2 separate regions of the Homo sapiens genome follow, and region 1 is linked to region 2. A link is an interaction called in ENCODE POLR2A ChIA-PET data of the cell type or tissue named here. Cell type or tissue: K562. All regions are shown on one strand. Each heading gives the region's core, and the rest is flanking DNA. Links, peaks and the distances in the headings are about the cores only. Region 1 overlaps LOC107984215 (a long non-coding RNA gene). Region 2 overlaps PIP4K2A (phosphatidylinositol-5-phosphate 4-kinase type 2 alpha).

Evidence for each region. Peaks named below come from ENCODE experiments on the same cell type or tissue, not always from the same donor. Only the 100,000 strongest peaks of a DNase experiment are listed, where the experiment ranks them.
Region 1: POLR2A ChIA-PET joins it to region 2 with 10 read pairs; 2 of 35 experiments call an interaction of 5 or more read pairs at or near these places.

Annotation. Positions count from the first base shown.
Region 1 is chr10:23,048,137-23,063,360 of GRCh38, forward strand. The region is part of intron 2 of LOC107984215 (a long non-coding RNA gene); the gene reads right to left. Among named protein-coding and RNA genes, the nearest start is that of MSRB2, 40 kb to the right of the region's middle. RefSeq lists enhancers at 4,013-4,513, 7,641-8,180. In K562, for the core only: no CTCF peak of the experiment used is centred there; DNase peaks (open chromatin) are centred at 7,685 and 7,955.
Region 2 is chr10:22,625,207-22,640,430 of GRCh38, forward strand. All of the region lies in intron 1 of PIP4K2A (phosphatidylinositol-5-phosphate 4-kinase type 2 alpha), which reads right to left. Among named protein-coding and RNA genes, the nearest start is that of PIP4K2A, 82 kb to the right of the region's middle. RefSeq lists an enhancer at 12,404-12,613. In K562, for the core only: no CTCF peak of the experiment used is centred there; DNase peaks (open chromatin) are centred at 5,625 and 6,725; H3K4me3 peaks cover 502 bases.

The DNA of each region.
Region 1 (15,224 bases), core at 4,461-12,460, 420 kb after region 2:
TTAAAACAAAATTGGAGCCATTGTTAATGGGTGTACATATATATATATATATATATATATATATATATATATATATATATGACAATTAGCCAGGTGCAGTGGCTTATGCCTATAATCCCAGCACTTTGGGAGCAGAGGTGGGAGGATATCTTGAGTCCAGGAATTTGAGACCAGTATGGGCAAAACAGTGAGACACCTTCTCTACAAATGATTTTTTTAAAAATATTAGCCAGGTGTGATGGTGCATGCCTGTAAGTCCCAGCTACTCGGAGCCTGAGGCAGGGGAATTGCTTGAGCCCAGGAAGTCAGGGCTGCAGTGAGCCATGAGCATGCCACAGCACTCAGCCTGAGTACCAGAATAAGGCCCTATCTCGCAAAAAAGACAATTAAAAATACATGAAATAAATTGTCTAGAAAATTTGAGACCCGGTCAGGCACAGTGGCTCACGCCTGTAATCCCAGCACTTTGGGAGGCCGAGGCAGGCGGATCATCTGAGGTCAGGAGTTCAAGACCAGCCTGACCAACATGGTGGAACCCAACTCTACTAAAAAGACAAAAAATTAGCTGGGCGTGGTGGCGCATGCCTGTAGTCCCAGCTACTTGGGAGGCTGAGACAGGAGAATCACTTGAACCCGGGAGGCGGAGATTGCAGTGAGCTGAGATCATGCCACCGTACTCCAGCCTGGGCTACAAGGGCAAAGCTCCATCTCAAAAAAAAAGAAAGAAAGAAAAGAAAATTTGAGACCCATGTTGTACTAAATGACTTGGCTGCAAGATGCCATCAGCTTGAAGGTTTTGTCACTCCAGTTTTGCTGTTTGTGAAACAATGAAATGAAAAGTTTTGGGGACACACTTGAGTTGGTTGTCCCACCTTCTTGCCTTTATGTTCTTATGCCACTGGAATAAGCACTAAAATCCTTGGGCCTTGAAGATATTAAATGATGGTGGGCACCAGTACCCGGTGGTACGCTATAGCTATTCTTGGGACTTGGCAATAGCTATTAGACTATAGCTATTCCTTGGTTTTCACAAGGAATAATAACTGAATCGTCTCTTTCCAAGCTACAGAATCACTCACTCCCTAGACTCGTACATAATTACAGATGTAAATTGTTAGTACATTATAATTAGCATGACACCCGGAAAGATACTTAAAATAAACTTTAAAAAAACCTGCTACACATAGATGTGAGCAAAATCAGAAAAGACCCTCCACAAGCACCATGGTTGGGGGCAGGCTGTGCAGTGGTTTTCAGCTGACACGCCAGCCGAGAACAACCCAGTTCAGATCCTAGCTCTGCTACTAAATGAGTGGCCTCGGACAAGTCACTCCCTGGCCCTCAGTTTCTTTGCCTGGAAAACGGCAATGACGACAGCTCCCTCCTCATATGGTTGTTTGAGAAGTAAGTGGATGAATGAACATAAAGCAGTGGAAACGGTTCCTGACACAGAGGTTGCCCCCAATGAGTATCATCCATTCTCAGCCCATCCATGCCATTCCCCACTTGGATAGAGCAGGGAAGGAACGTGGCACCAACCCCACTAATGCATTTCTTTCATATATACCTGCTGACAACGAGGCCTTGCAAACTATGTGAGAAAACTAAGATAAGCAGCATTCTACCATACAACTTACCCAAGAGAGGTAACCTCAATCACCTGCATGCACGCAGGACCAGGAGAATAAGTGATCCTGACTCTTTGCCTTGTTATACTACTAAAATCCCCACCTCAGGAGGGGCTGATGTGCCATTTTTTGATCAGGCAATGTATGTACTAACATGATTTCTCCCTGCACCTGCACCCCCTTGCTCTATCTTGCACATGTAATGATGCTCACATACCTCATGATCTTCATATCACCCTCCTTAAAACACTGCAAAGACCTACCCTCCAGGAGCCAGCTGGAGAATTCTTGCTCCTACACTGTCTGCCTTGTGCTTGAACATAAGCCCCAATAAAGCTTGTATGGGAAAGTTTCTCAGCCTCCTGTCAATTTCCACTGCATGAGAGCCTAAGAATCTGTGATCGGTAACACTGGGACCCAGATTTTCAGACATAAAAATAAAGGAGTACAAATATATAATTTGATAGAAGAAATAAGAGCTAGTGTTTGATACATCAGTAGGGTATGATTTACAATAATCTGTTGTGCATTTCAAAGTAGCTACGAGAGAATAATTCAAAGGTTTCAGCATAAAGAAAAGACAAATATTTAAGGTGATGGATATCCCAAGTACACTGATTTGATCTTTACAAATTATATGACTATATTAAATTACCACATGCACCCTGAATGTATACACAGCTTATAGTTATTAATTAGAAAATAAAATTAATTTTTAAAAGCTAAAAGAATTATTTGGTAACTTGTGGAAAAAAATAGAAACAATTCATAGCCTCCCTCCTTTTAGCTAGGGCTCCACTGGAAGTAAAGAGAACAGTCGATCAAACCGCTTTTGAGAGGGAGCAAGGAGCCCTCTTAGGGGCATGCTGGGAAGCAAGCAGGAAATAAACGAAAAGCTTGAGTTCCTTCAAGGGAAAATTCCAGGTCCCTAAGTGACCCCTGAGAAGTAAATGAGCAACTTGATAAACAAGAAGATAATAGTAACTTAAAAGAATAACCAAGGAAGTGAGAGTCACAAAATGCTGGGTTCCCTATAGAAACTAAAGATCTTAACATATGTCCCTGAGCTGTTTTTCAGAGACCCAGATCCTACTAAATGAAAAATACCCTTCATTAGGCCTGGTGCAGTGGCTCACGCTTGTAATCCCAGCACTTTGGGAGGCCGAGGTGGGCAGATCACCTGAGGCTAGGAGTTTGAGAGCAGCCTGGCCAACATGGTGAAACCCCGTCTCTACTAAAAATACAAAAATTAGCCACGTGTGGTGGCGCATGCCTGCAATCCCAGCGACTTCGGAGGCTGAGTCATGAGAATCACTTGAACCTGGGAGGCAGAGGTTGCACTGAGCCGAGATGGCGCCACCGAACTCCAGCCTGGGTGAACTCCAGCCTGGGTGACAGAGCGAGACTCTGTCTCAAAAAACAAACAAACAAACAAATAAATAAAACTCTCCACTGGCATGTAGACCTTAGATAAGGGGGGAATTAAGGACTGCATTCTGACTATAGTTCTTTGTTCTAAATTTCTTCCTGAGGGGCCGGGAGGAGGTCACTTCCACAAGCCAGAGCTAACATTCTTTTCTGTTGATCCCAAATGTTTAGACAAAACATCACCTCTTTAACCAGTTGCAAATCAGAAAAATCTTTGAATCCACCTATGGCCTGTGTCCCCTCTGCTCAGGTGTCCTGCCTTTTAGGTCAAACCAATGTATAGCCTCCATGTATGAATTTATGACTTTGCCTGTAACCTCTGCCTTTCTGCCTTTGAAAACCCTTACCTGTAGACCATCTGAGAGTTTGGGTCTTAAGTATGAGCTGCCAACTCTCCTTGCTTGGTGCCCTGCAATAAATGCCTCACTTTCTCTTGCTGCAAATCCCGATGTCAGTGTTTGACTTTGCTGCGCTGGGTAGGTGAACCCAAGTTTGGTTTGGTGACATTTTCCTGAGCAAATTGAAAATTCTCCTCTCTTGTTCTTGCTGTGCTTTGTAAGAGTGAGCCAAGATGAGGACAGGTATGTCCTCTGATGGGGTTCAGAAAGTGCTACTCCAAAACATGGCACCTTAGAATATTGAATATTTTAAGCCAAAGGAATTTGAGAAAGTGGCAGAAGCAGACAGGTCTCTCTCGCCTTCCCTTGAAGCAGGTCATGAGACCTTCATGTGCTCTCCCTCTGTTAGAGACATTTGAACCAGAGCGACTCCTCTTGAATAGGGGCTGGGTAATATGAGGCTGAGACCTACTGGGCTGCATTCCCAGGAGTTTAGGTATTCTTAGTCACAGGAGGAGACAGGAGGTCAACACAAGATACAGGTCACAAAGTCCCTGCTGATAAAATAGGATGTGGTTAAGAAGCCGGCCAAACCCAACATAAACAAGATGGCGACAAAATAAACCCCTGGTCACTTTCACTGCTCATTATATACTACTTATAATATATTAGCATGCTAAAAGACACTCCCACCAGTGCCTTGAGTGTTTACAAATGCCATGGCAATGTCCAGAAGTTACGCTATATGGTCCAAAAAGAAGAGGAATTCTCAGTTACAGGAACTCCCCACCTCTTTCCCAGAAAACTCATGAATAATCCACCCCTTGTTTAACATCAAATGAGGAAATAATCATAAAAATAACCAACTAGCAGCCCTCAGGGCTGGTCTTCTAAGGAGTAGCCATTTGTTTTCTTTACTTTCTTAATTAAGTCGCTTTCACTTTACTGTGTGGACTTGCCCCGAATTCTTTCTTGCGTGAGATCCAAGAAACCTCTTTTGGGGTCTGGATCAGGATCCCTTTCTGGTAACACCTCTATCCAGAGGAAAGCAGAATCCTTATTTCTGAAGACAGAGGGATGCTGAGAAGAATTTGAATGAACAGGTCTTGCCAAGTTTCCTCCAGTTGGCTACTTTTGTTCATACACCTTTGCCCTATCCCATTTTTCCACGACTTTCCACTCTTCACCAAATCAAGCATAAAAACACTCAGGTTTAACCATTTCTTTGAGTCTTCATTTTCTCATGAAGCTTCCCGTGTCTTATAAAACTCAGATTAAGTAAATTAATATGACTTCCTCTTGTTAATCTATCTTTTGACAGCCTAATGTTCAGGGCCTCATCCAATGAACATAAAATGGTTAGAAGAGAAAGATTTTTTTCCCCTCCCATCCACCTCCCATTTTTGCATGTAAAAACAAGAGTAGGAAAATCTGCCCAAATGGTTTCTGACAGCCCTAGGAGTATGATAAAAGGCTTCTTTTTTCTTAAAAGAAAAATCATATTTAATCACTCAGTGGCAGGAGTGGGACTTTCTGTTGTGAAACATCCAGAGACTCCCGCTTCCCTTTCTCCCAGAGAGAAAGAGCAGAGCTCAAGACTAGAGCCCTGGAAATTCAAGGGTGAGGGAGGGGCTCAGAAGAGCCATTGTTTCCTGATCTTGAGTGCTCCAGGCAACAGCTGGGCTTTCTAGGAATTCCAGTATTGCTGAGTGGGGAGGGTGTGTAGAAGGAAGGCTGCTCTTCAAGTTTGAACTTAAGATTCAAAATGTGCTGAGTCACAAGGTTCCACCCCTGGCAAACCCTGTGATGGGCAAAGCTGATTTTCCAACTCACCTTCCAGCCTTTTCTCCCAGTCCCCTGCATCCTCCTGCCACACACCTCCTCAGGCTTATCAGAGCCTGCTCTCTGGGGTCCCTCAATTCCAAAACCTTCATTCTAGAAGGATGAACTCCACCACATGACTGTAAAAGACCTTCTAGGAGAATCTGCATCATGAAAGCATAAAAAACTTGAAGCCAAATGACTGACTCTTTCATTGTGGAATTCATGTATGGGTGAACAAATAGAATGTATATTTTGTTTAATAGATACTTGCTTATTATGGACAATATGGAAGATACAGCAAGAAAGAAAAATATTTTTCTATCAACCACAGAGTACGTGTTTTGATCTATTTGTTTCCAGTCTATTCATCAGGACCTTTTTTTTTTTTTTTAAACTTAATGGCCTACTGAATATGCAGATTGTGTTCCTGTCTGGAGTATAGAACACAGGCATTTATTGAGGAAAGGCATGATGGGAGAGGGGCTGGGGACACCCCTGTGCTCAGAAGTCACACTATCCTCAGCAGCTACCATTCCCAGGTCCCTAGTGTTGTCATTTGTTCAAAGGAAAGCTGAGCAGTAAGAACCAAACTGGGGAGTTGCATTTTGGACCTTCTTCTTTCTCCTGTGCTTTGAGTCACTGGTGCTTTCTCAAAGGCCTGAGCTTTGTGGAATAGCAGCCACAAACCATGAAAAGTTGGGTGATAGGATATTGATGAGAAATCACCTGACACCAAATAGTTTCATAAATCAAGGTTCTGGAAGCTGGTCCCACAGTCAAGAGCAGCTGTAAGGAATGCACTGCAGCCCTGCCAGGTGAACATGGGGAGCAGAGGCAGCTCTTCTGACACCTTGCGGAGAATGGAAGTTTCCTTTGTGGGGAGGAGACACCCCCAGATGCACCATGCTCTGGCCAGTACAACTCTGCAGAAGGCAGGTGGCTGCCCGTACAGGGTTGGGCAGCTCAGGATGAGGTTCCAGCTAAAATGGGGCTCACTCCTGCTGACAACCAGCTAGCTCCATGCCTGATACCTCTCGACCTTCTTCAGAATGGAGAGCTTTAACAATAATTGACACTTTAGGACTATCGCAGTAATACAGCCTCATTGTAGAGTCAAATGTAGACAAGTATTTAAAGAAGCAACTAACGATCACTCATAGTCCCATGACCAGAGGTAACGAAATACTGTTAACATTTTGTCCCCTTATAGGCTTAAAAAAAACAAAAAGAAAAGAGATGTACCCATAGTTCTGTTACAGGAAGGGGGTCCAGATCCAGACCCCAAGAGAGGGTTCTTGGATCTCAAGCAAGAAAGAATTCAGGGTGAGTCCACAGAGTAACGTGAAAGCAAGTTTATTAGGAAAGTAAAGGAACAAAAGAATGGCTACTCCATAGACAGAGCAGCCCCAAGGGCTGCTGGTTGCCCACTTGTATGGTTGTTTATTGATTATATGCTAAACGAGGGGTGGATTATTTATACCTCCCCTTTTTAGACCATGTAGGGTAACTTCCTGACATTGCCATGGCAATTGTAAACCGTCATGGCGCTGGTGGGAGTGTAGCAGTGAGGACTGCTAGAGGTCACTCTCGTAACCATCTTGGTTTTGGTGGGTTTTAGCCGGTTTCTTTACTGCAACCTGTTTTATCAGTAAGGTCTTTATGGCCTGTATCTTGTGCCAACCTCCTGTCTCACCCTGTGACTTAGAATGCCTTAACCATCTCGGAATGCAGCTCAGTAGGTCTCAGCCTCATTTTACCCAGCTCCTATTCAAGAAGGAGTTGCTCTGGTTCACAGGCCTCTGACAGTTCTGGATGCTAAGAAGGGGTGCATTTTCATCCTCAAAGCTCCCCTCCCTACCTCCTCCATCCCATGGGTCAATTGAGCTCTCCTTGTTGAAAAGGCAGAGAGCTCAAATTTCAGGCAACCACCTTCTTGCCAAAAGATGGCTCCAAAAGCTTCTAGCTCCCCTGACAACTGAGCTGCAGAATCCCCCCTGCCCAGTCTCATTCAGATACAACAAAAAGTGTCATCCCAGCCATGAAATATCAACACGGACAGGAACAATATTTTCCCATCAAAAAACCACATTTTAAAAACTCATCTGAAAGCCAGGGAAATCTGGTCTTAAGGATACATATTTTAGGCACTCCAAGCAGAACTGTTTACCAAAGAAAATGGCAAGCCCAGTGTCATTTCCAAATGTCACCAGAGTAAACCTTTACTAACCTCTCTCCAGTAAAAGAGAAAAAGAGGAAGGAACAAAGGCTCTATTCTCTCATTTTTAAGGGAGTCACATTTAGATATAATACATTGAGTTTGTATGATCTAATAAACTTCTAATACAGCCATTTTGCAGGTAATCTGAAACTTTTTAAAATAAATTTCTTTACAACAGTATTTTAAATACATGAAAGAAAGAATTGCTCAAAATTAATATTCCTTGAGATATCCTCGTTTTTCAGCCAGCACCTAACAGACCAATAGAGAGCACAGGTTTTTGTTTTTTTTTTTTTTTTTTTTTTTTTGCTATGGCAATATATCTCATTTCACGTATGGTTCCTTATCAATTACTGCCTAGATGGAATTTACCCTTTGTGTTCACAGCCACACAAGCATGTCTAAATGAAAAACACACCTTCTGCAGCCCTCTAACAAAATCAATCCCTCAGCAGGAGAGTTGAAGGCTTGTCGATGATTGCGCATTGAAATGCGCATTTGCATGCTAATTACCCAGAAAGCTCCTCCAGTTCACGGGGTGTTATGGAAACGCTAGGTCAGAATTCTAGGAGGGGAGAGAGCAGGAATAGAAAATGCAGAGGAACAGGAAATGAGGGTGGTTTAGATGGAAGCAATTGGGATGCAGTCTACTTTTAAAGTCATTTTTTAAAATCCACTTTAGTTGAATTAGTCATGTCAGATTAACCGGAGAACTTGCTCTTGGAGTTGCTCTGACTGGATTTCTGTGTCAAAAGCAAACAACTTATTTTATACTGTGTCATTTACAGCTTAAGGGGAGGCCTTTTCACTCAGGTTCTGAAGTCTCTGTGCCTGAGTACAATAAAATACTGTAGGGAAAAAAAACAGCTTTCTTTCCCATGGCTGGAGTCATGGCGGAGGCCCCTATAACAAAGAACAGATTAACAAGAGAAACGTGTACAACTTTATTTAATGTTAGTTTTAAGTAGCATGGGAGCCTTCATAAGGAAATGAAAACCTGAAGACACAGCGAAGCCTGTTATTTTTATGCTAAATCTGATGAAAAACTCAGTAGATAGTTGTGAAGTATGATTGGAAAAAGGGGGAATGATCTAACTATCATAAACTGTGGGGAAAGTTGTGATCAAGAAAATGGGCTCGCTGTCCAATGTGCACAGAAGTCAATAACTATGGCACCAGCTTTGTAGAAAAGAAAGGCTTTTTTACAAAATCAGCCAGACTGGCTCAAATCTGTCTCTGAGATGTGGGATCTGGGGGCAAGTTTTAAGGGATCAGAGAGAATGGGAAAGGATTTAGGAATGTTGGCTTGGCAGGGTCTGATTGGAGGGCTTCAAGTTTGACCATTTATGAAAAGGTATTGTATTAGTCAGGGCTCTCTAGAGGGACAGAGCTAACAGGATACATGTATATATGAAGGGGCATTTATTAAGGAGTATTGACTCACATGGTTATAAGGTGAAGTCCCACAATAGGCCATCTGCAAGCTGAGGAGCAAGGAAGCCAGCCTGAGTTCCAAAACCTCAAAAGTAGGGATGCCAACAGTGCAGCCTTCAGTCTGTGGCCAAAGGCCCGAGGGCTGCTGGCAAACTACTGGTGTGAGTCGAGAGTCCAAAAGTTGAAGAACTTGGAGTCTGATCTTCGAGGGCAGGAAGCACTGAGCACAGGAGAAAGCTGAAGGCTGGAAGACTCAGCAACTCAAGTCCTTCCACGCTCCTCTGCCTGCTTTTATCCTAGCCACGCTGGCAGCTGATTAGATGGTGCCCTCTAAGATTGAGAGTGGGTCTGCCTTTCCCAGTTCACTGACTCAAATGTTAATCTTTGGCAACACCCTCACAGACATACTCAGGAACAATACTTTGCATCCTTCAATCCAATCAAGTTGACACTCTATGTTAACCATCACAGGGATGTCGAGACAGATTTTTGCCCCAGATCTTCTGAAAGAGTTACAGCATTCAGGTTTGGGTCATGCCCTGGTCTTTTTGGTTCTAAGGGAAGGAATCATTGGTTCCAGGTGTTGTTAGAGGTCAAAGCTTTGTCTATTGTGCACGCCTGCAATTTTTGGCCCTGTTTTACCTAAAAAGTACATGGCTTGCCATTTTCGGCCCTGCTTTACCTACAAAGTAACTTGACATTTTGTTATCAACAGACTAGGCACAATTTGGGCTGGTCCTGTGGTTACAAAGTTAGCAAGACCTGTTTGTTCAGAGTGTTCTCTGTGTCCCTGTGTCTGCAGAGATAAAGACAGGTATAGAGTGGGAACTTCTCAGATGAAGGTCTTATTACCTGTTTCAGGGGAGAAGGGTGAGAAGGAGGTGAAAGAGACCTTCCTGCTTCTGCTGTTTCCTCAAATGTCAGCGTATCGTATATGGAGCAGTGTGTTCTGAACTCCATCCACACAAACACCCAAACTCATGGACTGCTCCAAAAACTACTTGGTCACAGCTCCAAAAGTTCTGTTTAATGGCTAAAAATATACTGTTTTCAAATAGTTATAATAGAAAAGAATTCTTTTCTGATGAAATCTAAAGAAGCTACATCTATTCCAAAAAATCAATCCGTGAATACAATTTGAAAATGTCTTTCTTCCACTAAAAGCAACAAGATAAAACTAAGGTTTTACTCATGCATATAAATGAAAAGTAAAAAGCCCTTTGGTTTTCTTAATTTTCTCCATTCTCTAGATATGACAATGAGTGGCCAACAGTTTTTTCCTTTTTCCCTTTTAAAGAAAATGCTGTTTCTTTTGTTTTGTCATTTTTTTTTCTGTATTGCTTCTGAAAAGTTCCAAAACCCTGAGAATATGCCAAACAAAAGTGGAAATTTTGCTCCCAGTTTCCTAGACTTTGAAAGATGGTGTTTAAGGCTCTGATTCCTTTGTCTATGTTTGCCAACCTTTCTTCTATTCTGAATGTTCTCTGACACACCTGTCCCAGTGATTCTGTGCACCTCAGGACTGCGTTTCTGTATTAACCAGAAACTCTTGGACAACAGGTCCAATGCAACTGCGAGGCATATCCAAACCAGCCCCACCCCAGCCCATAGTGCAAAATTCCTGAGGCCACAGAGCAAGTAATAACAGACACCTGATTTGCTCTCCTCTAAGTTCAAAACCTTTTTAAAAACCGTTTGAACTCTCAAATCTTTAATTAAAAATAGAAATAAAACTTATGTTAATCTTTAAATTAAAAATAGAAGAAAAGTTGTTCTCCTGTTTGAACTGCTCTAGACGGTATCACTGAGCTTCTGGAACAGAATCCTAAGTGTGCATGCAGTTGGAGCAGAAACAGGGCAGGTATGGAAGCTTGCAGCATAGACAATGTGATCTGTAGTGTTTCCTGAGCATGTGTTGAACACAAGTGAACAGTACGCGGGGTTATGAAGACATTTTTCTTATGCTAAGTGCCAGAACAGTGAGCAAGGGAAGAAAATTCTAGCACTTATCTTTACATGTTAAACATTATGTGATGGAGGCTGTTTTTATAAAGGTTAGCCTAGTCTAGGTGGTTGACTCTGATGTAGTTTCATCCTGTATCATGTAATCTCAGATTTCTGAACAAGCTCTCCTGCAAATATGGGTGAGAGACCAATCTGAGGATTGTGTCTCATCAACCAGTGGAACTTACCCTCTCACTACACCCCCTCCCCTCTTTCATCATTTATTTGCAAAACAACTCTGAAGAACTTATCATCTGATAATCACACTAAGAATTCACTTAAAAGGGATTATAGTATCCTAGAAAATAGATTCTTCTCTCTGCTTCAAATAGTCTACTTACAGCTTATTCAGAGTTCACTTATATGAGTGACCCATTTACTTTTTATTTTTTATTTTTCCAGAAAGAATTTTTATTATCTTCCCTATTGCATAGATACCATCACTAAAGGTAGAAATAACAAGTCATAATATTCTTACAGCAACCAAAGGATTCCTAGAGCAAATGAGGGTTTCAAATCTACAGTTAATGAAACAAAGGCTTGTGCTACAATTAGGTTCAATAATACTATAATAGAGTTTTAGGGCTTGACGGATTCCTAGAGTCCATTTTGTTCAACCTTATTTTACAGCGAGGGAAAAACTGAGGCCCAGTGGAGCAAAGTGATTTGCCCCAGGTCTTTTTTATAAACTCCCGGCAATGCTGATTCAGAATACAGGTCTCAGCACTCCCAAGGAAGTTATTTTCCTACTGAAACCACCGTTGCAAAAGTTATGACAGTGAGGAAAATTTGACATAGGAAAATCATGACAGTAAAATAAATCTGACCTAACCAACTCTATCTTGCTTCTAATCTCTGAGCTGCCCTTGTTTGTTCCTGGGCATAGGCAGAACTAACTTTGGGAGGAATTTAGTTTTTAGTTTAACTTTGCAACAAAGATGATAACAGCCCCTCCCCAAACAAACCCCCTCCTTACTTGGTAACCAGACCACCTTTGTAAAACCAACAAATTAGCCACAAGATTAGAAGTTATGGCCCAGAAGTCATGCAGCCTGTGTTAAGCCATTCTTGCATTGCTATAAAGAAATACTGGAGGCTGGGTAATTTATAAAGAAAAGAGGTGTAATTGGCTCATGGTTCTGCAGGCTGTAGCAGCACAGCTCCAGCATCTGCTTCTGGTGAGGGCTCAGGAAACTTAGAATCATGGCGGAAGGTAAAAGGGGAGCAGGTATATCATATGGCAGGAGCAGGGGAGACGGGGGGGGGTAGCACCACGAACTTTCAAACAACCAGATTTTGAGTGAACTCAGAGCGAGAACTCACTTATCACCAAAGGGATCCCATTCATGAGTGATCCACCCCCATGATCCAATCACCTCCCATCAGGCCCCACCTCCAACATTGGGAATCACATTTCAACATGAGATTCAGAGGGGACAAATATCCAAACCACATCACAGCTGGAAGTCACAAGATTACAAATCTCTCCAATTATTTCTATGGATACCATTACTATTGTAATGGTAAGATTGGTGTTTGAGGTATTCTTCAGAACCTGAATTCCAATGGATCAGCGGGTGCCAACTAGCCCAGTAAACTGGCTCATCTGGTCTTGGGGTCCAAACCCAGGGGAACTGACTCAGTGCAAGGGGACAGCTTCAGCTCCTTATGATTTCATCCCCAAACCAACCCATCAGTGTTCCCCATTCCCTGGCACCCTGCCCACCAAAGTGTCTTCAAAAGACCCTGGCTTCCAAAGTTTTGGGGAGGCTGATTTCAGTAATAATAAGAGACTCTGGTCTCTTGTTCAGCTGGCTCTATGTGTATTAAATTCTTTCTCTATTGCAATTCCTCTGTCTTGATCAATTCGCTCTATCTTGGCAGTGGGCAAGATGAACCTGGCAAGCAGTTCAATTACTCCTGAGGGAGGAGTGAAGAGGACCAACCTGCTTCTCAACAGCAGAGAAAGTGTCTTCTTGTTCTGTGGCTTACACCAGAGCTTGTGCCCTCCCCACCCCACACCTCTCCTCCACTCTCCTCCAGCAGCCAGTACAGTCCTGGATCCCAAGAGTGTGTCTAACACCTCCTGGGTCGCTGTGACTGCAGGGGTTAAATGCAAGGGCCAGGATCTCATCTTAGCCCTGCAGGATCTTAGCCATGAGACCAAGCCAGGTGCCTCTCTGGGCCTTGTTTTCTCACCTATGAACTGAAAGGTTGGGTCAGGGAGGGAGGACAGGTGCTGCTCGATCCCACCCACACCTAAGATAATTGAGGCTCAGGGAGGGTGTCACCTGCTCTGTTTTTACATAACCACAGAGTGGCAAAGCACAACAGAAATCTAGAGGCAGCCCTGACTCCAAATCACTCTTTCCTCTGCACCATGCTGCTGCTGCTACAGTGATTGATAAGGTCTTCTGCAGTTAGAGACAGAAGGCATAGGAGGAAAGCTAGGAGAAAGGGAGGAGGAGGAGAGGAAGAAAAGAAAGTTCACATCTATGACTTTGCATGTGCACAGACCTTTGTACATCCCCTTACTAAGATAATTCATGATAAACCATTGTAGGAGAGAAACATATCTTTTTCCTCTACCATACTAAGTATGTGGCTGAGGTCCCTGTAACAAAACACAGATTTGCAAGAGAAAACATATAAATCTATTTAAGTTTTACATGACAAGGGAGTCTTCAAAAGGAAATGCAGACCCCATCAGAAACAGCTAAAGCTGTGTGTTTTTATGGCAGATTTGATGAAGTGTGGACACTTGTGGAAAAATGGGATCGGGCAAAAAGAGAATGATCTAATAGTAATAAACTGGGGGAAACCTAGCCAGCCTGTTCAGATTCTTCCCTGTGATGCTGTGTCTTCAGAGATAAGGATGTCCCTTTCCTCCGGGTATAGGAAGGGCAGCTGTCACATGAGGATCTTATGCCCTGCTTCAGGCAAGAAGGGGAGGGAAAGGCCAGGGGGACCTTCCTGCTTCTGCTGTTTACTCAAGTTCCTTCAGCTTAAAATATTCAGTATGCCAGCCAGGTGTGGTGGCTCACGCTTGTAATCCCAGCACTTTGGGAGGCCAAGGCGGGTGGATCACCTGAGGTCAGGAGTTCAAGACCAGCCTGGGCAACGTGGTGAAACCCCGTCTCTACTAAAATACAAAAATTACCTGGGCACGGTGGCACTTGCCTGTAATCCCAGCTACTCGGGAGGCTGAGGCAGGAAGACTCGCTTGAGCCCAGGAGGTGGAGGTTACAGTGAGCCAAGATTGCGCCATTGCACTCCAGCCTGCGCAACAGAGCAAGACTCTATCTCAGAAAAAAAAAAAAGAAAGAAAGAAAGAAAAGAAAGAAAAAATAAATATTCAGTATGCCAAGGTGCCGCTTTTTGGGGTAGGATGTCCTGAACACCGTCATTCTTATCATTTCATCACTGGCACAATTGAAGAGAAAATAACTGTTATTTCATTTTTTTTAGAGACAGAGTCTCACTGTGTCGCTCAGGCTGGAGAGCAGTGGTGCCATCATAGCTCACTGCAACTTCCAATTCCTGGGCTCAAGTGATCCTCTCACTCTCACCTCCCACCTCAGTCTCTGGAATAACTGGGATTACAGGCACGTGCCATCATGCCTGGCTAAATTTTTTTTTTTTTTTTTTTTTTTTTTTTTTTGAGATGGAGCCTCACTCTGTCACCCAGGCTGGAGTGCAGTGGCACGATCTCAGCTCACTGCAACCTCTGCCTCCCGGGTTCATGCAATTCCCCTGCCTGAGCCTCCCAAGTGGCTGGGATTACAGGCACCCGCCACAACACCCAGCTAGTTTTTTTTTGTGTGTGTATTTTTATTAGAGATAGGGTTTCACCATGTTGGTCAGACTGGTCTCAAACTCCTGACCTCAAGTGACCTGCCCACTTTGGCCTCCCAAAGTGCTGAGTTTACAGGTGTGAGCCGCCGTGCCTGGCCGATGCCTGGCTAATTAAAAAAAAATTTTGTGGAGATGGGGTCTTCCTATGTTACCCAGGCTGTTTTTGAACTCCTGGCCCCACATAATCCCCACCCCTCGGCCTCTCAAAGCACTGGGATTACAGGTGTGAGTCACCGTGCCTGGCTAAAAAAGAAAATAACTTGTATTATAGTTAGACTCATGGTACTGTGTCCACATTACATATTTTGCCAAGAAGTTGAAATAATCTAGAGATCAAGGCAGATTATTGGCCTTGAGTTGTAACTACAGTGACCGCCTCTTTTGTCAGAAGCAGAGTAGGGTGTGTCCCATTCTCAGGACCAGCTCCTTGCCCTTTGTGACTTTTTATAATAATTCTCCCACAGTCAGGGCAAATCAGAAACTGGCCAAGAAGAG
Region 2 (15,224 bases), core at 2,594-10,593:
CAATCAAAATATGCTAAACTTAAGAGCTAGGCTTTTAAAAAATCACTATTAAAACAACATTTTCAGAAAATTCAAAAATTAGTTTTACTGCTTTCATGAAAAAATCTCTAACGGAGAGCAAAAGATTTTCTGTAGTGTTAAAATTACTGAAAATACTTAATCTTACCTTTTTCAGTCTTAAATATGCATTAAAATGTATAGAACATTAATACTTCTATATGACTATAATGTATACATCACAATACATGTTATTCGTATGCCCTGATTTCACATAAACACAGCTATGTGATCCAAAAAAATCTGGAGTCTATTGTTCTAAGGGAGATGTTTTCAAAATACACCTATCTTTATGCATCTATTACCCCAGGGATGAGGAAACAGGATATTTGGCGGTGGGCTTTGGAGTTAAAAAAACAAAACAGTCCCCAGGTATTTGTGATACGATCCTCTCCTCTTCTACATGCTCCTGGCATTTAGTTGGCAGTGCTGAGAAAGAAAGTGATCCTCTTATACTCAGGCTGGCCAGAGGCAGGAGGCAGGGCCACGACAACAGCATTCACGCTTAGCCACAGCAATATCATGTTTTAAACACTGTCAAAAACCTTTCACATAGACGTGGTTTTCGCAACACTGAAATAAGATTATTCTCACTGAACAGAAGAGAAATAAAGTTAAATAACTCAGGAGGGAGGGGAAATGGCCTTTCTTATCTCTTGGGTCACAAGAAGAAAAGGTAGATTCAGACTTCTGATAAAGGCCTGTGCTTACACCAATGTCACCTACACAATGGACTCCAGAGTCCTTTCTAGCTGGACTCTGGAGTCTTGAAGTGAGTGCCACATGGACAGAGATGACATTATAGCCATCCTGCGTGGTCCCGCTGAGTCTTTCCCATGGCCTGGTGGGAGGCTGCATTCCAGGAGCCTGCAAAAACTATGCAAGTTCGGAATATAAATCAGATGACTGCATGGGGTACTCAGCATTTTGATATCTAAATCCCAATCTTCTATATTAATTTCTCCTACCCAAATTTCTAAAATATATTCTGCTTAAAAAAAAAGAGTAACTTGCTTTTGAGCTCAGAGCTTTTCTCATATACTGAATTAATCATGTTTTCCTGGTGAGTTATGTTCTTTAGCCTAAGAGACTATTTCTAAAAATGCATGTTGTTAAAAGAATAAAAGCCAAGAGACAACTCAAGTTTTGTCTAAAGAAATAATTGTTTAGCAAGTAATATTTCAAAGCTATTGTATTCAGAACACGAGGATATTGTTTATAAGACATACCACACTACATTTCTTACATAATTTTCTTTTGTGCCTGAAAATGTTTCTGAAAATTGAGGAGAATAAGGATGAGCTACCCAGTACAGTAAGTTGTTACAAAGATTTTTCACTTTAGGTTTTAGCACACCTATATTCCATCATCACACTGAAGTGCAGAAAATCACTTCCCGGTATAGATACAAATTTACTTCATATTTTAATGTAAAGTATAGGGGTGTGGTTTATAAAACAACCATAAGCTCAATTTCTTTTTCATAGCTGAAAACAGGATATTTTCATCTATATTTAGACGCATGTATACTCACAAAAAAATACTTTAGCTTTACAAATAACAAAAATAACAAGTACTTTCTTTTAGCCTAGTAAAAAACAACTGTCACAGTTTCATGACTCATTTTCAAAAATATGTCATGCCAATTAATATATATCTCCTACCCACAAATATTCCTATTCACAAACTGTCAAGAGAACAAAACTGCTACTAGTTGTTTTCATTACTTTAGGAAAAAGGGCATTTGCCATCACATGAGTTTTGCATAAATAATTCTCTCTTCTCCCCATCTCCTCCCACGCATTCTATGTATTCTATCAACTATAAAAAAAAGATGAGCAAAATAAACCAGAGAATTAGACGTCAGAGAATCCTAATTCCTAATTAGATCAATTAACATTAATTTCTCATTCTCCATATGCTATGAACATGAATCAAGCATGCAATCTACCCAGATTTAATCCAGGCAGTTCTCACTACATTTTAAACCTGGAAACCTCTAAAAATTCTTCTGAATCATTTGAGGCTAACAGTTTTCATCAAGATAAAATGCAGACTGTGAGTATTTAACTCTCACAGTCTCTCCCACCAAACCACCCAGCATCACACACATATTCCTAGGAACAGCATAGATTGCCCTAAGTGATCTCTCAAAGGTTATTAGGTGAATAATACAGATCTTAAATAGCGTATTAGTTTCTTTAATATTTTCTCACAAATATCTCTTTTACATAAACTCTAATACATTGCCTTTCCCTGCTCATCAAGAATGTGAAAGAAATACTGAAAATAGACCTGCATTTGTTTAACCAAAAGCTAATATGTAATAAAAAAAAAAAAAAAAAAAAAAAAAAAAAAAAAAAAAAAAGATAAGGAAAGCCACTGGCTGTGGCTTTGTACAAACCTGCTGGGATACATGACACATTGTGCTTTCATTGCTGCCACCTCACCATGCAAGGGCTTTGCCTGTGTGCAAGGTCTTTTACTGTCAAATTTAAGAATCCCCATGATATTCTTTATTTGAGGACTCTAGTAATTTCTTATGTAAAGACAGTCTAGGGAGAATGTAAGAATATAAGCATTAGCTGTCACAACAGGATAAAACACAATTTTTCCTAATGAGAGAAAAGTTGGCCTATGGTTGTCATTATTCCCTACAATATTACAGCTACCTTAAGGGTGGGGACTAGATCTATTCATTTTTGCACACTTGGTACATCCCAGGAACCAACTACAAGAAACAGTTGTTGACCAAATTTTAAACTCATTCCCTGGGTTATAAACTTTTAAAGTGATTTTACTATTATATCTAGCAAAGAAAAATCCTGATATTCATAATGATCTCTCAGAAACCCAAAAGCTACAATGCCAATGATTAAGTTTCTGTTTACCAAGTTACCAAAGTTTAGACTGATTAAACACAAGATGACTTACTAAAAGATTATTTTACTGGCATAAAATAAATTCAATAAAATATTCTCCACAGACTAATTCCACCAGCCAAGCAATTTTTGAAGAAGTTGTTTGTTTTTGTAAATGTGCACAGCATCTCAAACTTATAAATGTTCATATCCATTATTTAAGTCCTTTTTATAGTATGAATCTTGATCGTTAGAAAAAGTCTCAAAAATCACAGAAAAAATTGTACCCTAAATGCTTTAAATTGTTGCTGTATACTCAGGAAACAGTAACGTCAACGAAGAGTCAAACTCTGTAATGTGAAGAGGTTTATTGTGAGCCAAATATGAGTGACCAACGGCTCATGACAGAGCCTTCAGGAAATCTTAAGAACATGTGCCCAAGGAGGCTGGGGCAGAGCCTAGTTTCACACATTTTAGGGAGACATGAGATATCAGATACACGTAAGATTCACATTGGTTAGGACATCTTGAAGCAGGGGAAGGCAGGCCTTCCAGGTCATAGGTAGATTGAAAAATTTTCTGATTGGCAACTGGTTCAAAGAGTTATTCTATAGAAAGCAATGTCTGAGTTAGGATAAGGGGTTTTGGAAACCAAGGGTATATCATGCAGATGAAGCCTTCAGGTAGCAAGCTTCAGAAAGAACAGACTGTAAATGCTTCTTATCAGACTTAAGATCTGTGTTGAGGTTAATGCTGGTTGGCTTCTCCTGAATTCCAAAAGGGAAAATGGTAGAATGAGGCATGTCCAACCCCCTCTTCCATCATGGCCTGAACACGTTTTTCAGGTTAACTTTGGAACACCCTTGGCCTACAGGAGGGGTCCGTTCAGATGGTTTGGGGACCTCAGAATTTTGTTTTTGGTTTACATAACTCTCCTTGCTAAAAAAATCCAAAACAACAATTTTCTCTCTTATTTCCACATGATTTGTTGACAGCCCATCAAACAGAACAATTTACCAGAAACTTAATAATGCTTAAGGATTATTAAGCTTTAATATACAAACACTTTTAAATTCACTGCCTCTAAACATACACTATTGAAACCTTAAAAATGACAGGATGGCTATTAAAAGCATGCTTCATTTAATATTTTACTTTTATGTGGTTAAAGGTCCACCATACTTGCATTCTTTTCAAAAATGTGGAAGCCTAAAGCACTCACTAGACCTATGATTCTAAGACAACTGCAGTCATACCTCGAGTCATACTGCAATTGGCAGAGGATGCTAGAATGGAATGACAATTTTTATTTCGAGGAAAGCAATCTATGCTAACTATAAAATAAGTTGTCCTTTTAAAAGAAAACAAAGTTCTGTATTATAATTAAAAAAATCAAGAGTGACTTTAAAGTAATATATAAACAACACTGAAGATAAATTTAAAATACAAATAATGACATATACTAAAAGTAAAATTCCAGGTGGTTTACTATTTCCACTGAGGAGGTAGAGCTAACCCCATCAGAACTTTAGGAAATGTCATTTTCCTAACTTGTTGACTAAATTAGCTAAATCAGTTTCACTAGTTTTCTCTTACCCTTTTTAACACTCTAGAGGAAATATATTTCCTATTCCAACCAAAGACAACCCAGTCTTTGCTGTAGTTTTTGTTTTTATTAGCACATGTAGATACATGATACATGTGATAATAAAAGTGTTCAATTCTAAAGAAGGAGTGAGCAGGGGAGCCCTCCTTTCTATAAGATGTCTTCAAAACAGGATTAAGAAAAAAAGATATTTTACTTTCACTAGATGACAAAAGGAAGCGGTATTAGATGTTCTCCAAAAATGTCTTTGGTTGACTGGACTAGCTACAAGATGCTCTCTGTATTTCTCAAGAAGTTTCCATCTGACTCCAAAAGCACACCCAAGGCCAGGCGCAGTAGCTCATGCTTGTAATCCCAGCATGTTGGGAAGGCCAAGGAGGGAAGACGCTTAAGGTCAGGAGTTTTAACACCAGCCTGTGAAACACAGGGCGACTTCATGACTACAAAAAAAAAAAAAAAGCCAGGTATGGTGGCATGCACTTGTGGTCCCAGTTATTTGGAGGGCTGGGGTTTCATATCAAACAGCCTTTTTGTTTGATATGAAGCTGGTAATGATACAATGCCATTTCCTCCACCTAATTTCCATAATGATTTACACTGTCCCTGATGATCACCATAACAGTTTAATCATGTGGTTTATATTTTTTCCTCTAGCCCTATGTTTTAAAGATTGTTTCAAGTGCTCTGCTTTGTAGCTATTCAGAATATAAGTAGCTACTTAGATGTTAAAATACAGAATTACTAGATGACTGTTAAAAACATGACTAGATAGGAATCATCTTTCTTATACATGAAATGGGGATTTTTACAACGAAAACTGCTTTCCCTTGTAGATGTGAATCCACCAAGTCAGCAGGTTCTAGAACTGCTGTATTTATCTGCCTTACAGCAGTGACCCAACCGTTCTGTTTTTAGACATTAGCAAATATATGATTATCAGCAAAACTTCAGAATGAGCCACAAAGGGTAACAAACTCAAAAACTTGAGCAACAGCAGAATTCATATTCTGTTAAGTTTTGGTTTCAAAATCCCCAACAGTCCTCTAAAGCTGGGACAGGATATGCAAATTGCAGGGATGACTCACCATCTATCAATTACTACAACATACTTGGGTTCTGGGTCCTCTCACCTTCCATCATCATCCACCCAATTAAGCCAGCAGACTCAGGCAAGGTTTGACACATCAATTCTCTTATTCTTCTTACAAGACTAAATACTAATGGACAGGAACATGGCAACAGGGACAAGAGAGTAGGTAGGAACTAAAATGACAGCTTCTCGCGATCAGGAGCCAAGTCATGCACCCTGCCCAGAAAGCAGCACAACAGGCCACACACGGTATACTAACACACCACAGGATACGACGTTCAGTTTTACTTTGTATTGATGGTCAATACAGAGTTTCTTTGCTTTAGCAATAATCCCTCTTCCAAATATTTTTTAATAACCTTTTTGTAAATAGTGATAATAACAGACTGTAACTGTCATGGGCTCAATGTTTTTGTCTCCCCCAAATTCCTACAATGCAACCCTAACCTCGAGTGTGACTTTGTTTGGAGATGGGGCCCTTAGGAGGTATTTAAGGCTAAATGAGTTCATCAGGGTGGGCCCTGATCTGATGGAATTAATGTCCTTTTAAGTACAGACACCAAAGAGCTCAATGCCCCCATCCCCAGCCCAGGCCCACCATGTGAGGACAGGGGCAGAAGGTGGTCATCTGCAGGCCAGAAAGAGACCCCTCACCAGAAACCGAACCCTGTCAGAACCCTGATCTTGAACTTTCCAGCTTCCAGAACTGGGAGATAATAAGTATCTGTTATTTAAGCCGTCCAACTGATGGCATTTTGGTGGTGGGTCTAAGCAGACTAATACAGTAGCCATAGAATAAGAATCTATGATTTCACGTTCTATGGAAGAAGAGGAAACTCTTCCTTACAGTACAATTTCAACTATGTAGAAGGAATAATGAAAATTAAAAAATCAGCAATTTGCAAATACCACAGTAATAACTGTTACACATTAAGAATCAGCAATAAATGTTCAATTTTTTTGAGCAAAAGTATGCTGAGAAACAGGATATTTACACAATCTCTAAGTATCTCCCACAACATACTTAAGAACAAAGGGAAACAACAGTGACTTAACAGTGGAGAGAGCTGACACTGACATCACCGTAACCAACTGACCAGAGTCAACAGCTTCAGTGATGAGATCAGTGGACATCACGCGCCTTCTGATACGTGCGCTGAGATGGACACAACACTAACGCTCTGGTATTCTCGTGAAAACTGCATAATGAATGTAATCATTAGGAAGCAAGCTCTCGGTGAGAGCCATTCTACAAAATAACCAGTCTTCATGAAAAGTGTAAAGGTCATGATAGACAAAGACAGGAAATAGTCCAGATTAAAGGAGACTAAGAGACATGACAACCAAATGCATCAGGTGATCCTGGACAAGAAAGAAAACAAAAGTGGAATGAGTGCGGAAATGTAAATAAGAGCTTTCTATTATTACGCAGTCATCTTGTATCAGTGTTAGTTTCCTCATATTCATAACTGTACTATTTGTTATATAAGATGTTAGCATCTGGGTGAAGGCCATATGGGAGTTCTTTGTATTATTTTTGCTACATTTTTATGTCTGAAATTGTTTCAAAATGAAAATAAAAACAAACATTAAAATGGTATTTTTAGTATAGTATGTACAACATTGTTTTTCTCCCTAATAATCTGCACCATCCTTACTAAAGTTGACAAGTTGGTGTTAGCTGGATTTGTCATTTTTATGCCACAAAATGCACCTTACATACAATTAATTGGAGTATTTCTCTCACACCCCACTGGGATAAGCAATGTCATCTGCTCTATTCCATGTGCAAGAAGCATGACCTCCGGTGTAGGCCACCAGGCACACTCATATCCCTGGCACCTAGCTCAGTGCCCCTTCATTGTTATTTTTTAATTTTACTCCATGACCTGCTGAACCAGCTAAGAATCTCTAGAGCTTATTTTGAAATAAAAATTATGGGGAAAAAAGGTAGGGGGAAATAGGACATAATATATTCTTGACTCTCTTACATTATCAAATTTGATGGATAATTTCCAATCAAAAGAAAAAAATATCTTACTTGTAGGAAGCGGTTGAGTTTCATATTTTGTTTTATATTCTTTGGTTTTCTATTTGTATGGCCCCTTTTCATCCTCAACATTCATCATTTCAAAAAATGGCCCATAACAATACATCACTAAGGCTAACTTTTATTTAAGGCTTAGTATACATCGGGTATCTGCTAACCACCCCAATAGCCTCCCATGTAACCACCTTAACCCTGTGAAATGGGCACAACTATTACACAGCCCCCCTCTTTACAGTAGGAAAGCAGAGGCTGAGTTAAGTGATGGCTCAAGGTCACAGAGACCTTTGCATGGCGCAGGGGATTCAGATCTGGGCAACACAGCTCCAGAACCTGGGCTCTTGGCCATGGCTCTCAACTGCCTCTTGTTTTATAAACACATAAATAAATGAAAGGGACATAATTTTTTAAAAGAAAAAGAAAAACCTGCTCAACTACTTAAAGTAGCCGGAGGGAAAGCTGCTTACGAGGTAGATGGGAGCTAGATTAAACAAACACACAGCCTTTCTGTAGAACACACTCACTTTCTGTAAGTCTATGCGATCCTCTGCTCTTTTTATTTTACCCACTTACCCACAGTAAAAATACCTTCATGGAAAAAAATCCCAACTTTGTCCCAGCTACCAGTAAGGAGAGGGAAAAAATATAATTATCTTCATCATTCAGGATAGGCTGGAACTTTGGGGTGCTCCTTGGAGCCAGGAGCAAAGGGTACAGGCAGGGGAGGGGACCTTGGGGCAAGAAACCCAGGTCAAAGGGATCCGAGACATGGCAGGCGCTGAGTCCTTCTCACCCGGACCGTCATTCCTTCTCGCCACACCCAGAGCTGTCTGCAATATGTTCCAAAAATGCTTCACACAACTGGTCACCAAGGAAACAATAAATGCTAAACACTCGCATGTAGTTTTGTTTTCTCGGATCTTTGCCCCAGTATGGAGGCAACTGGGCATAAGCAAGCGGGAGGCCAAGCAAGCGAATTCACAGGTAGAAAAGTGAGTGTCGGCTTCTCAAGGCATCTCAGATGCAGTGCTAGGAGCGTGGAGCTGCTGTGAGGAAAAACGGAGTCCACAACAGTGCCTGGCTCAGGCACTTCACTGTCATTGTCATCACTGTCCCCAGAGGGCTGCCCCAGAGTAGACGCTTAATAGATCTTTGCTGACTTTTATTGAAAACAAAATGTAGTTAAATCAAAATATGATTATGGGACTTAGAGTCACTATGAACATGAACTCAACATAGAACCTGCAGCTGATATTTCACAGAGCAGCTGAGAGGCAATGCCACCCTGAGCACCTGTGAAAACTGTGTCCACAAATCACAGAAGAGACCAAAGAGCCCAGCCAAAGAGGACGGGACAGAACAGAAGTGGCCTTGCCTGTTTCATTACTGCTGGCCAATCTAAAACTATCATGCATCACACCTTTTGCTATAGGAAACTGTAATGTCTTGCTCTGGTGTATCACCTTCCTTTCCTATGGTACTTCTTGTTTATTTTCAAGTTTGTTTCCTTTAGCGGTTACAGATTTGGGGGAACATTTAGACACTTGCTGACAAGGCTGTTCCAACAACTTTAGAACGCTGTATCCGTTTTGGCCGAGTTCTTTGCAGCAATATTATACCATATTCTGCATATGTTACTGTTAACCTGTTTGGCATTTACTCGCTTGTTTCTTATAATAGGATCTTTTATAAGTCCAAATTTAGAAAACCAATTAAGAGGTTATTATTCACATTAGAAATGGAGACTGCCTTAAAGAAGGATGCACTTATGTATTCCTGTCCAAGGTCCAATTCTTCTCTCTTTCTCTCTCTCCCTCTCCATAGCAGAGGTGTAAAGTGTTTTAGGAAGCATACATTTTTTTTAATCTATAGAGAAACCATTTAGGAGGGAGCATACACAACTATGACATAAAGCATAAATCATCTCTAATGTCACCAAATACTTACTGACCTTTACTAGGCTGTAAAATGTCTCCCCTGTCAAGTTTCATCTTAAGTAACCACTAACCTTAGTGGCTTGTGTCCCCAAAGAAAATTTCCAATTTCTATAAAACCTGGGTCTTAGGAGATAATGACTGCACTTTAACTGGGATTTCAAAGATGTAATCTACATCTTTTAGAGATCTATATAGTAACAGAAGACTACGATGGGGTGGAGAGAGTCATAGGTGAGCAACAGAAACAGTGAGGTGAGTATGAGAAGTGCAGCACATTTGGGGGAGGGAGGGAGGCAGAGGTGAAGCACGACAGATTTGGGGGGCAGTGACACTATTCTGTATCATACTATTAATATAATGGTGGGTATGTATCATTATACACTTGCCAAAACCCACAGAATGTACAACACAGAGAGAACCCTAATGTCAACTGTGAACTGTGGTTGACAATGAAATGTTATGGCAGGTTCATCGAATGTAACAACCGTCCTGCTCTGGTGCCAACTGGGATGTCAGTGGTGGGGAGGCTGAATGTGTGTGTCTGGAAGGGCTTTGTGGGAGCTCTCTGCACAGTTCTCTCAATTTGTTGTGAACCTAAAACTTCTGTAAAAAAATAATGTCCATTTTAAATAAAAAGAAAAGTTGCTAACAGCACAAAAGGCTGTGATAGTATTGAGAGGGAAGAGACTGTTACCCACTGAGTTTGTCTGAGGAGGAGGAAATGTTGGAGCCAGACCCTGAAGGAGGGAAAACACTTGGATTTGGATTCTTATTCAAGAGAGCATGTCATTACACCCAGAAAATGGCTGAAGAACTTAAAAGGCCCAAACTGATGGGGATCTTCAGTGCCAGGCCGAGTTCTGTGGGCAGCGAGGAAGCATGGAAAGTTATGAGCCGGGGGGTTCTATGACGAGGACCCTCTAAGGAGCTCAGTGTGTGGAATATAATTTGAAGCAAGGATGAGGACTGGAGGCCAGAATCACAATGCAGGACCAAGCAACAGGTGCTAGGAATGCTTAAGAGGTTTCACGCCCTTGAGAGTGGAAGAGTGGTGAAGCCATTACCAAAAACAGGAAACGCAGAAAGAGAAGTCGACTTAGGGTACGTAGAAGATGCATTATTTTGGTTTGTCCACAGATTATTCATGTGGAGATGTTTAACATGCAGCCACAAATGTGGTTCTGAGGCTGAAAACATTTAGAAGTAATCGGCAAAGAGATTTTATTTAAAGCTTTAGGAAAAGCGTAGCTATAGGAATTGATAACGCCACAAAGGGATTCAGAGAGAAAAAAATTGTGAAAATCTTCAGGAAGAGGACTCCACAATGGAGTCTTGAAAAGGAACTGGAGAAAGAACCAGAAGGAACAGGAAACGTTCTCTCCTGGCCATACTCAGGGAAGTACAGACACCCACCTCTGTCACCACAACTGATTTATTTTTCAAATTTATTTATTTTTAGTTTTTAAAGACAGGGTCTCATTCTGTCACCCAGGCTGGAGTGCAGTGGTATGACCACAGCTCACTGCCGCCTCAACGTCCCAGGCTCAAGGGATCCTCCCACCTCAGCCCCTTGAGTGGCTGGGACTACAGGTGTGTGCCACTACACCCAGCTAATTAAAACAAACAAACAAAAAACACTGTAGAGACAAGGTCTCACTATGTTCTCTAGGCTGGTCTTGAACTTCTGGCCTCAAGCGATTCTCCTGCCTCAGCCTCCCCAAAGTGGTAGGATTATAGGCATGAGCTGCCATACACAGTCAAAACTTATTATGCACTCACCTCATTCGCTGTAGGGGTGTAGATACTGTCAAGCAAAACTTTCTGAAAGTTTACAGCCTAGGACAGGGAATAGAGACATGTCCTTCAAGTCTGTAGTACAGACTTTCAAAATACAAGCCCAGCGTGTAAATATGTGGACGACTGCATATTAACGGTCCCCGATGAATCACACTCCTAGGTGTTCACATCCTTATGCAGCCCCTTCCCACAGTGACTCTGGTACTGGCCGCGAGGGTGGCTTTGGCCAGTGGGCAATCAGCAAACAAGACCATAAGCACAAGCCTGACAAGCACTGAGCCCTGGGTTTGTTCTTCTGGAAGGTGGTTACAACAGCCCCAGATCCAGTGATTCCCCAGGTGACTGCAGCCACGTGAGTGAGACCAGAAGAACTGCGCAGCAGAGCCCAGCCCAAATTGCAGAATCCCCAGCAAATAAACACTTGTTGTTTTAGGCCAATTATACATTAATAGCAATAAACAAGTACTACAGAGCATTTTAAAGATGGAGGCAATGTATGTCTATGTAGGGTAGCAAGGAAGAGCAAACGTCAAACAAGCTTTAGGTCTGGAATGGAAGTGTATATTTTAAAACCCACAGAAGAGTGAAAATGGCCCCATGATTTGACACCTAGGTTGGTCTCTCTGGAACTAAGCACCTTTGTCAGTATGGCTCTTTTCAAACCGTTATATCCTCATCTGTTGATCCCATCCATAACGATCTAAGATACAGATTCCATAGTTTAAGAGCTTAAAGGACCTAAAGATGACAAAAAGATTAATAAACTGAAGCCAAATAAGTGACTTATTACTAAAATAACACAAGAAATTACTTTTAGCATCAAGACCAGAAGCTAGACCTGCTACTGCTCAGCTGATGTGCCTTGGACTATGGAAACCTGCCCAAACATAACAACACATGCTGCATAACTTAGCCTATCCAGACTCTATTCATAGATTTGCCATCCTCAAGAAAGCCAGCATCTTGCATGCCCTAACACACATGGGTTATTTGTTCTTTTCTTCTTTGTGCAGTGAGGTTCAATGGCTGGATGGAATCATCCAGGTGGCAAACAGCACAAAGCAAGACAAGCAGTGTAAAGTGCACCGGCCAAAAGGCTGCAGCAACCATGCTGCCCAGACGAAACCACAACTCAGACACAAGCCACCAAAGCAAAGCAACTCGGCCACAAAGAGTGTAAAATCCCACAAAACGTGTTCATTCAACAGTCTTGATGCCCATCAAGCTGGACAATGTAAAAAGTACTTGTTTACTTAAAAGGATCTCAGCAAGTATACTCTAAAACAGATTTTTCAGAGTCACAGAATGATTCTGAATGGATAATCTGAAAATAAGTATGAAGACAGTTCTGTAATGGATGTATAAGTGAATACTATCTCTGGAAAATCTGCTCTTTGGAGATACTGAGTGCCGCAATTCGATCGGCTAATTCTGGCATCACCTTCCTCCTGAACAGTCCCCCAGGACCAAAGAACACAGTGGAATTTGCACTAATGATCCCCAATGGGGCTCCAGGAAGGCTGCATTTTGGATAATAACTTACATGTTGAAGCAGGTTTGATCATCCTGGTTGAGTGTACTTGCTAAGAATGAATGAATAAAATTTATAATGAAAATAAATATAGAAAGCATTGGGTTTTGATTAAAATACCCCATATAAAATTAAGTATATCATAGTAAATTAACTCCACTCTTCTCTGCCACACTCTCCCCTTTCTTTGAACAATCTCTTCTGTCTCCATATTAAGTTTCTATATGGATGGCCATATTCTTTGGTTAATCTGACCTCAATTTATAGCCTCTCTCAATAACTGTTCTCCTCTCCTCTTCCCAGAATTAGTCTTCCTGACTTAAATTATTATTTAAGTATGTCTTAAAGCATTCCTATTCAAACTAAATACGTAACCAAAAGGAAAGAGCAGGAAGAGTACAACAGAACTACTCATTTTTACTCTTTATTCTTTTTCCCTTTACTTTTTCTGGATCCCATCTAAGTAATTTTCAAAATAAGTATCTTAAACGGAAATTATTCTCCTAGTGAACAGGGATCAATTTTTGAAGGGGGAGGGAAAAAAACCCACTTTTCTATTGTTATTGTATGTTTGATGGAAAGAAATTCATTGACATATTTTTGGCTTTTGTTTTTAAGTATGTAGGACCTTGAAGTTCAGTGAAGGACAAAGTCCAAAAATCATGGTGCCTTAGAATATTTATTACAGTTCTTCTGTAAGATTAAAAGTATTATGCCCGTGTAAGAATCTTAGTAGTGATTCTTACTTGGTTAAAATCTTAATATTAGCACTTGTTAAAGTCTTCTTCAGACAGTGTTTTTGTTAGCACCACCCTGAGCATGTGGTTGGCTAACAGTGCCATGACAGCAAAATTGGAAGGTATATTCTCAAGGCCACCAGAAGCCCTAGCCCATACCTTCAACTAAATCAAATTAATTTGATTACACTGATAGAAAAACAATGACTCATGGTCAAGATGTGGTGGTTAGGAAATGGGACAGAAAGAATCCTCAGTAAAGAGCATCCACCAAATCAAAGACATCAGAAAAAAACATTTAAAGCACATCAATTAGCCAATAAAATCCAAGGAAGCCAAGAAGGAATACCGAAAGCCATTTAGGTAACTGTCAACCTTTACCATGCATGTTTATCATGCACGTAACAAAACCAAAAAGTGCTCAGAGAAACACCAGCTGAGCTTACCAGAAACACCCATTTACTTTATACTTGAGAAATCAAAAGAAGCTAAAAAAAAAAAAAAGAATTAACATTTTGATTAACTTAGAGACACAAAACAAATATAGTTCTCTAATTTCTCCATTTGAGAATTAGGATTAAGAGGTTTTTTTTTTTTAAGGTATGTATATGTCCAACTTTTCTTAGGTTCAAATTGACTTAAAAATGAGTGGGGAAAAAAGTGGGTAATATACTCAAGAATACAAATTGTCAAGAACATAGAGTGTGCACAATTCGCGGAATATCCTGAAATTTCTTTAAAATTAGAGTACATTTTTTTCACAATACAAAATGCCGCAAGCTTTCCTAACTAAAATCCCTATGTGAACTTATTTGCTATAGTGAATAAAAGTTGCCATAGCTTAAAACTGAATATCCTTTTACTGATCCCTTCCCTTCAAGAAGCATAAAAGGATTGTTATGAACACCATCAAAACTAAAAAGTTGTATTTCATTCACAAAAGCAGGTGTAATTAAAGTCACATAATGTCTTCAGCCACGTAAATTCACACTCCCTGCTCCAGAACACGAAGAACACGTGAAGGAAATTACTATGCTGAATTTCATCCAATTTCCAGCCAGATATCAATTTGCAAACTTAATTAAAACTGGCGGTTTACCAAGAAGAATCAAATATCAATCCAATAGATGCATGGATGTGTTGTCTTTTTTTTTTTTTTTTTTTTTTTTTTTTAAGGAAAAAGAAAAAGAAAAATCAAGACATCCCAAGCAAAGGATTAACAGTGCTTTGATTGGAATTGAAAGCTATGAGTTAAACAGGTGTTTTGAATGATCACTTTTATTAAAACACAATCCTCTACATGAAGCTCACTAGATTTTTGAAATTGTTAATTTTAGAATATTGAAAGAAAATGTTTGACTTAACAGGGACTCATAAATCATCAAAGAAGGATGACGGCTATTGCATCTGGGAAATTCACTCCTACAGTATTTCCCTTGGTAGCACAAGGTACTATTTTGGTACCAAAAGAAACCTTAGCAACAATCAGGTGCTCTTTCTGCACACAGAAGAGCACCTCCCAGTTGGGAGATTCATCCCACAGGAGCCTCAGCTTGTTTGT